Regions from separate parts of the Homo sapiens genome. Here region 2 is linked to region 1. The links are chromatin contacts, found by Hi-C or POLR2A ChIA-PET in ENCODE. All regions are on one chromosome and are shown on one strand. Each heading gives the region's core, a stretch centred on a gene start or an enhancer-like site at or near the end of the contact. The rest is flanking DNA. Distances are from core to core; before and after follow the strand shown.

What was found. A loop is a pair of places that touch in the nucleus more often than their neighbours do. ChIA-PET counts read pairs that join two places held with the same protein, here RNA polymerase II (POLR2A). Pooled maps may share reads with other maps.
Region 2: a loop to region 1 is called in a map of sigmoid colon, with 2.9 times the contacts of the local background. The contact joins two enhancer-like sites. A Hi-C loop is called at or near these places in 19 of 168 maps with a recorded cell type or tissue (Calu3, GM12878, IMR-90 and 13 more), 26 of 37 single-sample maps with no recorded cell type and 31 of 50 pooled maps. POLR2A ChIA-PET finds 5 or more read pairs at or near these places in 8 of 52 experiments (AG04450, BJ, GM12878 and 5 more).

The regions. Positions count from the first base shown.
Region 1 is chr1:172,282,709-172,289,262 of GRCh38, reverse strand. All of the region lies in intron 15 of DNM3 (dynamin 3), which reads right to left. Among named protein-coding and RNA genes, the nearest start is that of C1orf105, 130 kb to the left of the region's middle. Within about 2 kb of position 2,287, at least 11 of the 41 ENCODE cell types and tissues checked have a DNase peak (open chromatin) inside an H3K27ac peak, as active enhancers do; they include adrenal gland, heart right ventricle and sigmoid colon, where a contact is called at or near this core.
Region 2 is chr1:172,395,369-172,402,135 of GRCh38, reverse strand. The region is part of intron 20 of DNM3 (dynamin 3); the gene reads right to left. LOC102724528 (a long non-coding RNA gene) reads left to right here. Exons shown (of 3, transcript XR_001738294.3): 2 at 2,220-2,317. Among named protein-coding and RNA genes, the nearest start is that of C1orf105, 22 kb to the left of the region's middle. Within about 2 kb of position 2,680, at least 26 of the 41 ENCODE cell types and tissues checked have a DNase peak (open chromatin) inside an H3K27ac peak, as active enhancers do; they include adrenal gland, heart right ventricle and sigmoid colon, where a contact is called at or near this core.

The DNA of each region.
Region 1 (6,554 bases), core at 1,038-3,537:
CTTCAGAGAGTTTTATATACCTTTTTCCCTAGATTTTAAGAGTAAGCTTCTTTTATTCAGAACCTCTCAGAAATTATAATAGTCTAATACATATTTTAAATCTCCAAGAAATGAATAGGCTATACAGGACTTCCCAAGCTTACTTCACCTTTGAATCTTTTTTTCCCCCTTGAGCTTCTCCTGGGGCTAGTATTAAAAGGAACAAACTTTTCAATATATCGCTTTAAACCAATCTCACTCATGAATAGAAATGTGAAACTCCTAAAAATATATATTAGGAAACGGAACTTAATGAAAAATTTAAAGACCCAGGCATTACTACCAGCTAGGATTTTTTCCTAAGATAACTTTCTATGAGAAATACTAAGAGACTACTTGCATTTAGTACTATATATAAACTGACCGCTAATAAATGCCAGACATCTCTGAGCTACAGTTGCTCTCTTGATATCTCAGATTTTGAAATCTGGATGTGCTCCCAAATCTTCTCTTCCCCTAAAGTTCCCTCCTACTAGTAAATGGCAGCTTCTTCCAAAGAGATGCTTGTGCCAGATGCCTAGGTGTCATTCACGACATCTCTTTCTCCCCTACCTCATTTCCAATCAGTCAGTTCTGTCAACGTAGCCAGTTAATAGCTCCCATTTATTCCTCTATTCCATCTTTCTAGTCCAGGATGTCATCACCTCTTATCTGTATTACAAAAACCCAACTCCTGCACTTGTTCCTCTCTACTCTCCATTCTGCAGCCAAACTGAACCACATTACTCCCCTTCAGTGGTTCCCTGCTGCATTAAAGACCAACAAAGCAACCCTAACATGGCCTGTAGGATCATAAATGATCTGGCCCCTGATTCTTGCCCATCAGGCTCCAGCTATCAGTTCCATGAACACACAAAGCTTCTCCCTACCTCAGGGTCTTGGCATATGCTGTTCACTCTGCCTGGAACAATCTCCCCTTCTCCCTTCACCTAATCTATTTCTATGCATTCTTCTAGTGTTAGTTTTGACCATTCCCTGAAATCCCCAAATGGACAGGTCACTGTATTATAAATTCTCACAGTAGTTGTAATTAGCAGTTGTGATTAAGTAATTACTGTTTGTTATCAGCCTCTCTCACTATACTGTGAATTCCATGAGAATAGGGGACATGTTCCTCTTAGAACCTAAGCACAGCGCTGGTGTTTGGTAATAATTTGCAATGAATGCATGACAGAATAAAGTGTTCGCCAATGGTTGAATTAGCTTAGTATCCCTCATTTATTTAAAATACTTTTCCTTGGTCAGACACAGTGGCTCATGTAATCCTATCACTTTGGGAGGCTGAGGCAGGAGGATGGCTTGAGCCCAGGAGTTAGAGGCTGCAAATAAGCTGTGATAGTGCCACTGTACCACAGCCTGGCAACAGAGCAAGATCTTGTCTCAAAAAATATATGTGTGTGTGTGTGTGTGTGTGTGTGCATGTGTATATATATATATATTTTATATATATTATAAATACTTTTTTCCTTATCTTTCTATAGCATCCTCAAAGATCAATGCAACAACCATTCAAATTGGAGGTTGACCGTTGCCTGTTGTCTCAAAGTACCATGATTCATTGCCAAAGGGACGAGTTTTTTGGACCTCAGTTGATTTGATATTTGATCTGTTATTTCCTTCTCTTGATATAGCAAAGAGCAAATGATAATAAAACATGAATAGAAAATTAAATAAGAATTAAAAATTTGTAGAAAATATTTTTAAATATAAGAGCATTGCAAAACACATTTACTGTAAGTGCAGCTGCAGAGTCAGCTGAGTCACCACTAGTCCTGACCTTCTCTGGCTGCCAATGGCCATGGTGCCAGGTCCTTGTCAGCATTAATCACAGTAACAAGTAATGAGCTGAAAGTGTGAATTTTGGTTATAACTGTGGGGGTCTTATTTATGGTGAAAAAGGTCATAAAGAAAATAGATTACAATTTAAATGGTAGAAACCTCTCACAATATAGGATGTTTAATATCTAACTATTTTTTCTCATCCCCAAATGCTAAAATAATTTGATGTCATATAAACAAAGAAAATATCTAAACAAAAATAGAAAATGCGGGAGTGATGAGTTAGTGGGAACTTGATCTCCTGGCCTCTTGAAGGGACTTCAGCTCTTGGCCCCTTTTCCTTAGCCTTCATTTTCTTCCCCTCAAAAGAGGAGGACTGGCTGATTTGACTGGTGAGCTATAAAGGAGAAATTGAGCAAGACGTGCCTGCAGGACACAGGCATTTCTCTCCTATTCCAAGATGTTCTGATGAGCTCTGCCCTCTGGTAGAGGTCTGTGGTTGCTCAGCTGTGGTTGTGATTACTGGGAGTTGAAGTATGAGCAAGACATTTGGCCACAGATCTGGATCTATTTGTTTCATGCCTTATCTGTTTGCTTTTTGTGTACTGCTTCTAAAAACAGCAACAGCAACAATTTTAACTAGACAGGGGAAGTAACTGGTATGATTAATTGGCCCCCTAAAACTCCAATAGTGAGGCATGGCTTTGAAAGGAGGGTGATGGTTTTGGTTCCAGATGGATTAAAGAGGAAGCGACAGAAGGCCCTCACAGTGAAAATGCCCAGTAGGCAGTTGGAGATGTGGGGCTGGTGTCTCAGGGTAATAAATAATAACCATGTTGCTTGTGGCTGTGATGCTGGGTGCCATGTGAATTTATTTTATTTTAGTACAACGTATTAGCTTCATTAAACTATTTTCCCATAGGGGGACAAGCCAAACAGCCACAGGTCATGTGTCTACTTGGGCATAACCAATACCAGGCAAATTAGCCAATATTACAATGTCATTTTTAAAAAGTTGTTGTTGCAATCCAAATTTCATTTAGCGCAAAGCAATGAAAGGAGTGGAATGGAATAAAAGGAACTGGTGAAGAAAGCAGAGAGAACCACAATTATTCTCAGTCTGTCTCATTTATTAGGTCAGAATATATGGTAATAGCCTGCTGAAACTCAGCATTTCTGAAATCAGAGGAATAAATAGAGAGAGAGGCCATTGGTCCACCCATGCCATGACTTTTCACATGACAGGAAAAATTGCTGCCCAGTCTGTGCTAGCTTGGCCTCTTCCTTCCATATTTACTATGTATAAAAATTACTCTGTGTGGGATCTTTCATTTGAGTTAATGACTAAATGATAATAGTATATATATATATATATAAATAACTCACTTTAAAAGTTCTAAAAAATAAGATCTTTGAGGAACTATCAATGCAAGGCAAGCAGCATCTTATCCCAGAAGGCATAACGTAGGTCAAGAAGCCAAAAAACAACAATCGTGAAATCATATGGACAGTTGCAGATTCATGTTATCCCACAAACACCCAGAGGGAGTTAGATGCGAGCTCTAAGAGCCTGGGACTGCGTTGGGGCTGTCTGTGTTAGTTTATCAACATTAAGATACTGTGAAACAGAAAAGGGTGGAGGAAAATTTCAGAAGAATGAGAGTGGTAGGATCATGGTGCCAATGGTTTTATGTAATGGTTCCCCACAAAACTCGGCTTTCAAATTATTTCTAAATTATTACCTCTTGGTATTATTATTGTTGTTATTTAAATTCATGTCAAGTCATATCAAAGTGAGTTCCTTGAACTGATTTTGAAAAGTTTTATATGAGCCTTTATTACATGGAAAAATAGGTCTTCATACTACTGCTCTGTCTGAGGCTTCAAAAAGATGTCTTGGATGCATCTGGGAAGTTTGGGCCTTTGCGGATAGGGTTGCCTAAGATGTGCTTGGGCCCAAGATGCTGTGTCCCCTGGCCCCACCCAGGGAAATCACCAACACCACCGCCACCTTCATTCAGACTCTGCAGCACCCCACTGCTAACATTCAGTGAGATTGGGATGGGGTGAGTTTTGCACAAAATTATTCATGGCCCAAAGTCTGGGCCACATAAGTAGTCTTGCTGCAAAAAGTTGGTAAAAACCTGGTCTCCATGAGGCTTGGCTATAGAGTGATTCGTTTGGGGAGGCTGTTTCAGGTGAACTGACAGTTTTTAAAATAATGGATATAACCGACTCTTCAAAGAAAAAATATCATTCTCAATTTTAAAAAATCATGCACTTCAGTGGCAGCCTGTGTTTTGCATGAGTGATATTTCAGCAGACAGATGATGACAGTGCTGGTGATGGTCCTGAGGTGAGGGACTGTATGGCATGCCCTTCATCCCTTTAAGACTTTTCATGCATTGTTGCCTCTATTCCCCTGACTGCTTCACCACCTGGTAAATTTCTACTCACCCTTACAGCCTCAACTGGAATATTCCTTCCTCTGAGTCTAGCCCACTTAGCAATAATTGCATAAATTATTCTCCCTCTGTATTCACTTAATGCCTTACTTATACATCCATTGAGTTGAACCATAACTCCCTTCTATTTGTGGGATTTATTGTCCTCAGAGGTGGTAAAAGTATAAACAATTTAGAGTTGATTTACATAAAAATCATGGATAAGAGAACCGTAATGGACTAGTAAAAACGGTAGCAATTTTTAGGCATATCTTCAACCTGAAAGTTTCTATTAAGGGAGACTTCCATGCCAAGTGTCTCTGTAGAAGAAAATGGAAGGACAAATGAATTATGTAACTGATTACATGAAAAGTCATTCTGTATAATGTTCCTATGGTATTCATTTCTTGATTTATTTGTTTGATAAACATGTCTTGAGAAGCTATGTGCCAGGCATTGTGCTAGGCCCTTAGGGGTACATAGCGATGAACAGAGATAAGGTTGCTATTCTCATGAAGCTTATATTCTGGCATTACAGAGAGAAAAAAAAGGATGGTAAATGGATTGCTAAGAAGGACACTAACAACCATTTATTCAGATTTCACTGTCAAGGTACCAAGTAAATCTCAATATCCCAATGACATTTTCCTCTTTCCCCTAAAAACAAAACAAAAAACAGACATCTGTTTTATTCCAGTAAGTTTCATCATTTTAACAATTACTCAAAAGGCTGAAAATAATTCATAACCCAGATAAAGAAAATATTTACAAAGCTCCTAGTGGTTTTTAAAAATTGTTGTTTAAAAATGTACTCTACAAAGGGGTCTTTGACCAGATGGCTGTTTCAAAGAACAATGATTTCATGTTTTAAAACTAACTTTAAAATGGAGGTGTCTTTGCCTTCCAGGAAAACGTAGCAGCTGTGAGATTATTTCACTTCTTTTTCTTCCACATTTTCCTGGATTTAATTGTAAGCAAAAACAATATATAAAAGAGAAAATTGTAGCAACACAGAACAAAACCTATTGCAAAACAAGCAATTGCACATTTTTAACCACAACGAAAACCCAAAGGCAACCTTTTATAAAAACTTAGCTGAGGAAGGAGACAACATAGCACTTTCCTAGGGAAATCTGCCTCTTCCCTGCTAAATTTAGAATATAACCCTCTTACATCTCAATAAAATCAACATTGACTTGGTTTTCTTTCTTTCTTTCTTTTTTTTTTTTTTTTTTTTTTTTGAGATGGAGTCTCACTCTATCACCCAGGCTGGAGTGCAGTGGCATGATCTCAGCTCACTGCAACCTCCGCCTCCTGGTTTCAAGCGATTTTCCTGCCTCAGCCTCCCGGGTAGCTGGGACTACAAGTGCCTGCCACCACGCCTGCCTAATTTTTGCATTTTTAGTAGAGACGGCGTTTCAGCATCTTGGCCAGGATGGTCTTGATCTCTTGACCTCATGATCTGCCCACCTTGGCCTCCCAAAGTGATGGGATTACAGGTGTGAGCCACCATGCCCAGCCTGACTTGGTTTTCTATAGGAATGAATATACTTGAGGAATGACTGAAAAGGCTTCAGGAAATGGCAATGGAGAAATTAGCCACAAGAAAGAATATAAGGTAACTGCTGTCTTGTGCCCTGTGTTGGTCAAGTCCTGCCAACCACTGTGTCCAGTTCTAGGAACTAAATAAAGAGGTGGGGCACAGTGGGAAGGAGCTGGAGAAAGCCTCCAAAGTGACTAAAGAGAAGAGAGATGAGGCTAAAAGGCCAAGGGAAGATATCTGCAAGATGACAGCAGCAGATGAAGTACTGTCTGAAGCAATATGGAGCCCCTGGCGTTTTAGCCATTGCCATTGAGGAAAAAAATGAGAAGAAACTGACAATGTGGCACAAGGATATGAAGGATAATTTTCTGATAATGCAAAGAAGCCTCTGACAATCAGATCTGCCTGATTGTCAGTAACTAGCAACGCTCTAAGATGGCTGGAACCTGGAAAGGAAGAAGTTCTGGAGTAAAACAGGTGCAAGTTGATGCGATGCTACTTGATGGAACTGTGTGGGCATAAAAATATGTCCCACCCAAAGGTAAAGCCTGAAGCCTAAGACAGTCACATAAGCTGTCCATGTGCCTGAACTGAAGGACTGTACTTTTCTTCTCTTATGAGGAACACATGTGGATGTCCACTGGGGTATAGTTGCCAAAGAAGACTGATGAACTATACTGACAAACAAGGAACCTAAGACTCTCTCCAAGTAGAGTTAAGCCCAGCATCACAGTGGTTTAACAAAAGGT
Region 2 (6,767 bases), core at 1,431-3,930, 110 kb before region 1:
AACATTCAAAACCTTCTATGAACCAAGATTACTCCTACGCCTCTTGCAGCTTTCCACAGCACCTGCTGAGGGCAGTGTCCCAAGCGGTAGATCAATGAGTGTGAATGGGCCCAAAGATAAATCGGGTTGGAGCACACTTCTAGGTAAAATGGAAGGCAGCTGTGATGCAGGACCCCTACTTCTTCTTGTGAATGTCTGCTCTAAGAGAACAAATTTTGGGACACTGTATTTTAAATTTCAGCGATGTATTTGCACTCTACTTCTTATTTTGGGCATTTATTTAAAGTCAGAAAAATGCTATAACAGTCATGATTTTGTCCACATGGAAGATAATATTTTATAATTTACTGTAAGAAATACTATAGGGTGCTATTCAGCATATTTTTGGAATTTTTGGCTGTAGCAACAGAATGAGCCAATACTATCCAAGAATAGTTTACAGTAGATGCTGGAAAGAACACAGAACTTGGAGCCCACTTAAAGGATTTAAGGAATTCTCTAATATGATTCTTGCAGTGTATTAGAGCCAGCATTTCTTTCCCCTGTGAAAATGAACCCATGATTTTATAATGTATGTCATTGGGAAAATATGAATCAATTCATGGAATTTGAAATCAGAACATAGGGAGAAAAATAGTTCACAATTTTTTGATGATACAAACAGGTAATATCCTGTATAAATTAGCCTGTGACATAAATGGTAATATAATCTGCTTTGTCACACTTTCTTTACATTGTCCTACATATCTGACTTGGATTTCACCCATAGGCATGGTGCCTAATATACCCACTTCTGTGGTTGTGGCAAAAAAGCAGCTTAAAGGATGATTTACCCACATTAACTCTCCTCAGTTTATGATCTGTAAAAAGAATTTTACAACATTCACTCAGGCAAGCTTTTCAATAGAATAGAACAAGAAAGTGTGTTTAAGTTGGTTTTTAAAATAAGTATCGGGCTAGTTTCAAAATAAATTTTGATTGAGGCTTGCAAGTCAATTCATTTTATATTCCTTCATCCCCTCAGTAAGCCCTACTTATGTACTAGGTACTGTGTTAAGAGGTAGAGATACAGAAATAAAGAGTCACTGCCCTGAAGAAGTTTCTTGTTGAGATGGAGAGAGACAAGTTAACTATGACCACAGTAGGATTATGCTAAAATTTTTGCTTCAGGAGTTTCAGAAACATCTGGAGTCCTAGCTTAGAGTTGGAAGGAGGCTAGGAGGTTGGAAGGACTTCCAGAAAGTACGGAAAGTTAAGGGGACTAGCATTCCAGGAATAGGAAAGGTATGTGCAAAGGAAAGAAAGCCAGAAAGTACTGAAGTTTGAGAAATCAAGGGTTGTCTTATTCTTTATCACAAATACCAAATGACTTGTTTTGTCCCAAGTCCTAATAAAGTCATGAAACAGGTAACATGAAGGATTTTTAGTTGTATTAAAATATGATTTCTAAAAAGCATTACTTTCCGAGATTAACTTTTAAGTATTTTGGCCTTTGTACTATATCATTGAGATTATAAACTTGGGGGAGGAAAGAGCTAAAAGAAACGCAGAGAAGCAGAAGGCAAGAGGGATACAGTGTGAGAAAGCATGCAGAGAAAGGAAGTGGTTTTACAGAGATTTACAAGTGATTTTTTTTCCTTTGCTCCTTCCTTTCCTCCTTTTCTCCTGTCCTGCCCCTTCCCTCCTTCCCTCCTTTCCTGCCCCTTCCCTCCTTCCCTCCTTTCTTCCTATCTCCCTTCTATCCCCCCTCCTTTCTCTCTTATTCCTAAAGAGACCTCCAGAAACTTATGTGCTGTAGAAACCTACTCCCACTGATGGTGAATGGGGTAAACCTTTTTCTGACCCTTCTCGTCACTCCCACTTCAGGCACCAGGAGAGGGAGAGGCCAACTGCCACCATTTAGGGGAAGGAGGAGGCAGAAAGGAGGTGCTGAGAACTAGCTACTGGGCGAGGCAAGTGTCCGCTTCTGAGAAGGAGGAGGAAATCAGGAGGAAGAAGGAAAAAGAAGAAAGGATAGGGAGGAAAAAGGCAACACTTCGAATCTCTGTATGACTGCACAATTCATTTCTGCTTTGGGAAGATAGAAAAGACTTTTTGTCCCTTTCTGAGAGGGAGCAAGAACCTTTCAAGCATGGGGATGTGACTTGGGGTAACTATGTAACTAGAAATACTCACAGAAAAATAACCTTTCCTTTTCCTTTTTTTTTTTTTAACAACAGCAAAAAAAAAGAGCATGAGGAATTTGAAGACTGAGAGATGAGTTGTGTAGCACCAACATTTTCTTTCTGCCTGACCTTCATACCTGATGAATTAAAAGGTCAGTTTTAAGTGCACCACATGATAGGCTTCTGTCACTTCTATTAGCCCAGGTGGTAAATATGAAGAAAAAGAATTACCATTTATTAATCGTCCCAGTTATTTTTTTTTAAATCCAGCAGGAGGAGCTCTAACATGCTTTAGAGCTCAAATTTTAAAAACAAAATTTTTTAAAGCAAACAGAGAAAAACAGAGAGGCATTGTGCTTTGCAGGCTGCCATGTCAGTGAACAAATATGTGACTAAGTCCAATTAAATGCTTCGTGAGAAGCCAAGGAAGCCAAGCAATGACACTCGTGGAGACAGAACGGCCCACATTTCCTCCCTTCCACGAGCCTCCTCTTTCTGATGCAGTTAAGATGGGACTGGTCTGCAGTATTAGCTCTTACAAAAGAGGGAGCAAAAGGATGATTTCTGGGCAAGACTAGATGTAATTCTTTTCCTCTGAACATGTCATATTGTTTCTAAATGAGTCTTTGACACTGGCTCAAGAATTTGAAACGCCTTGAAAAACAGAATTTTCATTGTTGGTTGAAGGCACTATGAAACTCCTAAAGGTTCAGTCGCTTCTACTCAGCGGCTTGTCAGACGCTTTTTTTAAATGAGAGAAATGCTGTGTTTGTAAAAATTGGTGCTAAAAGGGTAAAGAATAATATGTCCCCTGGGCCATGTAAAGAGTCTGCAGAAAGAATTAGGGCTTTCTAACATACACACATAAACTGGAACACAAAGAATTTACTCAGGAACAGTGAGGAGTATATGAATTTAACAGTTATGGGATTTTTAGGGTAAGCCTTTCCATTTTGGACAGTGTTGTAGGGGTGGAATGGATGAGTAGGCATATAAGATGATCAGAATTACTTAACATGAAGGAAATTTTCAACCAATCCGTTTTAATCTCTTGCCAACAAGAAGTCAAACTTTTGTTTTACACCTTAATGGTACACCCACATTTTAAATTTTTATACAAGCTCCTACAGAAACTTTAACTAGACCAATTCAGACCAAAAGTCACTAAATAAAGCTAGTCTAGACGGAAAATCTATGAAAACCATATGTCTTTTAGGCATCTGTCTTACAAAAACTACCATCATCCTGGAGAAATTGTTCACAAAATATGCTTTTAGGAAAACACTGCTGTACTGACCATGGAGGCTGTACGTAAGAAGATGGCTGGACTTGGAAAGAGTAAAGCCAAAATGTTTATAAATGAAAGGCTCTCATTTTCACATACATCTAACTGCCTGTAAACATTACTGAAAGGATGGGCCAAGCAGATATCATTTACCTTACCATTATTCTAGAAGAGATCAAAAAAGTTTACAGTTTTGTTCCTCCTCACTACTACAGAACATTAGACCAGGGGATCTCAAAGCAACTCTGTTCTCACCCACAGAGAACTATTTTGAATAATGTTGTACGTGGATGAGGCCAATAAACCAGAACATTTTCTTCTGATTATTACCTCATCCTGCTGGCCTGCCAAACACAGCTAGCAGGCAAGTGTTTGATATAAGTAACTAGAGGAAGACTGTTCTGTATAATTGGGCGTAGGGATCATCTGAGAAACAAGGGAAATCAGAAGGACTAGAGTGCAATGACAATGCAGTAAAGAGGAATATTCTCAAATCTTGCTTTTCCAATTCAACATTGCTTTCTGAGCTAAAGACAATGGTCAGTGCTACCTTCAGTATTCTAGGTACATAATGTTTCACCTTAAAATGCATTTTAATTTTAATAAGTGGTAAGCAATCCACAGAAAAGAAATATAAATGCAAACTTTGCAATAAAAATAACATTCTAACTGAAAACTGTGAATATCAATGGAGCCTATGAAAGTATTTATGAACTGCAAAGATAACTTGTAATCCTCTAGAATATTTTACTGAAACTTATTTTTCTGCAGGAAGGGAGACTTTGGAACAATTCAGTAGCAATAATTATTGGCATGAGTAACTCCATGCGTTTTTCAGTCACCTAGAAGATCGTGACTGAACAATATACATCAAATAGCCACATATGGCAAAAAGGTCCTAAGTTAGAAGAGGAAAATACCAGGAAAAAAAAAATGAAATCTATAAGATGTAATCAGTTATACACCAAAGTTTTAAGCAAACACCAGAAACACTATTTCAATGGGTTTATTCAAAGATATTGTGCTTTAAAATGAATTTTCAATGTAAGTATGAGTTTTCATGCATTAATTATTAAGATAGTGATGGAGTAATTTAGAGTGTTTGAAATATTAAAATGAATCAAGCAATTATATCAATATCCTTCATTAAAGATTCCCGAACTGAACTGTAGAACACTTAAGTAAGCTAATCACAGTCTACTGATGAGTCACAGGGGTTTTTCTGGTCCATTCATCTTAGTCCTAAGTGGTACTATTGTTAGAGCTAAAACTATAAGTCTGCTTTCATACAAATCATACGCAGAGCACAGATTTTATTTTGACTTTAGACCCAGGTATTTGGCGGGAAATTACTGCAGTGGTTTTTCTGTTTAACACATTTACTAATGTTTCCTTAATTTTTCCACCCCAAAGGGCAATAATTAAGGTGGAATTTGCCTCACATGAAGTTTTATTATTTTAGTTATTAAAATAGTTTCCAACACTACTGAGAAGCAAAAAGCAATTCTCGTTGTTTTAAGAAGTAAGTAGACATTTTCCTCAGTTCTTACAGCTTTTCCTCAGTGAATGGTATTATAGCGAGAGCAGTGGGGCAGACTTTCTGGTGTAGGCCCTTGAGCATGATACTACTTAAGGGTAGATTTACTTAAGGGAACAATTTCATTCACTCTTAAAATTGGCTTTGAGAATAATGCTAATATAAACTTAAAAAAATACACATGGTACAGAATGTATCTTACATAAATACCCATTCCTGAGTGGAATAATTTCATTGCAGACTCTCTGGACTGCGAAATGCCTTTAAAAGTCTTTCTCATCTCCTATTCTCATAAGAGGTCTCATTCTAGATGAGATATATACTAATCTTTTGAGATAAATGAAATACTGCAAATGAATGTTATATATTTAAATATACAGACGAACAGTAAATTTAGATAATGTTACCTCATGAAAATCTGAAACTAAATACTGGTAATATTTACATGATGGAAGCAAGTGGTATATTTGATTGTAAAATAAGACCATTCCCAAGTCATATTTAAAGCAGCATAATGCCTTCTCATGCTGTCTTATTTTCTCTTAGTTTCAAAATTACCATAGAAGCTGAGGGATTCTCCTGTGGTGGTGTATTTAGTTGTGGCTATCCAGACTTTTAGCTTATTCTCTCTCTTAGTTAGTCCATTAGCCCTTCTACCAAAGAAGCAGGGAAGGAATGGGGCTTATTTCTAAATTTCATATCAACTTGCACATTTAAGAAGAGTGCTTATACCTTTTCCTGTTTTCTAATGTTTAAATTAATTCCCAATAGGAGAAAAAGTTGATTTTATGAACATTTGGAATTTTACATGTCTCTAAGCAACTGAAGTTAGGAAGACCCTACCTTGCTATGGATTATGAGTGACTGCGAATTTTGCTACTTGCCATTTTGACTTAACATATTTTCAGGTCCTTGGGTAGAATTTATTCTTTCTATGATTCACATGAGCTGATAACTTCGACCAGAAAACAGGAGTGGGCATTTCCTAGTGCTTATGGGAATAGTTAAAAAATAATTCAAGAAATTAGAGTGTTTGCTATTTGTGGTTTTGCCTATTGCGTGGCTGTGATGCCTGAAAAGCAGTCACAGGGCAAAAAGTGCCATGAGGAGACGGCGCAAATACCTAGCGGCTTTAGACTTCTTGCCTTGTGTAGGAATTCTTTCTTGGTCAGAGTTGCCATGGGATCTAAACTTGATGTAAATACTTAATGTGGCATCAATGCACATGTAAATTCTATCATCAAATCTAGTGCCTTTCAACACTGCCCTCCCATCCCCCACATTTAAAATACTGGCCACACCAACAGTGTAACAGTCTTTTGGCGACAGCATTTGGTAAGCCAGATGGATTTAATTTGGCAACTTAAGGGTGTAAATATATGTTTAGATTCAGGGGTTCCCCCCGACAACACTTACAATACATTGGCAATGGTAAGCTAAAGGATTTCAATGTCGAGTGTTTTAAAATTCTCCCTTTGAGCAGCAATGAAGTTATGACAGGCAAGCAAAAGCCATCAAACTCTCAGCTAAATCCTCAATGTTTTTCTTACATTGCTGGAGGTAGGCATTTAAGGCATGTTTCTGAGTGAAAGATGAAGCATTTACATTTTCATTTTTAATTTCCTGGCTCTTATTGGCTAAAGCAACTCTAGTAAACGTTATTTAAATTTTGCTTCTAGGCCTGGTGTGGTGGCTCATGGCTGTAATCCCAGCACTCTGGGAGGCTGTGGTGGGTGGATCACCTGAGGTCAGGAGTTTGAGACCAACCTGGGCAACATGG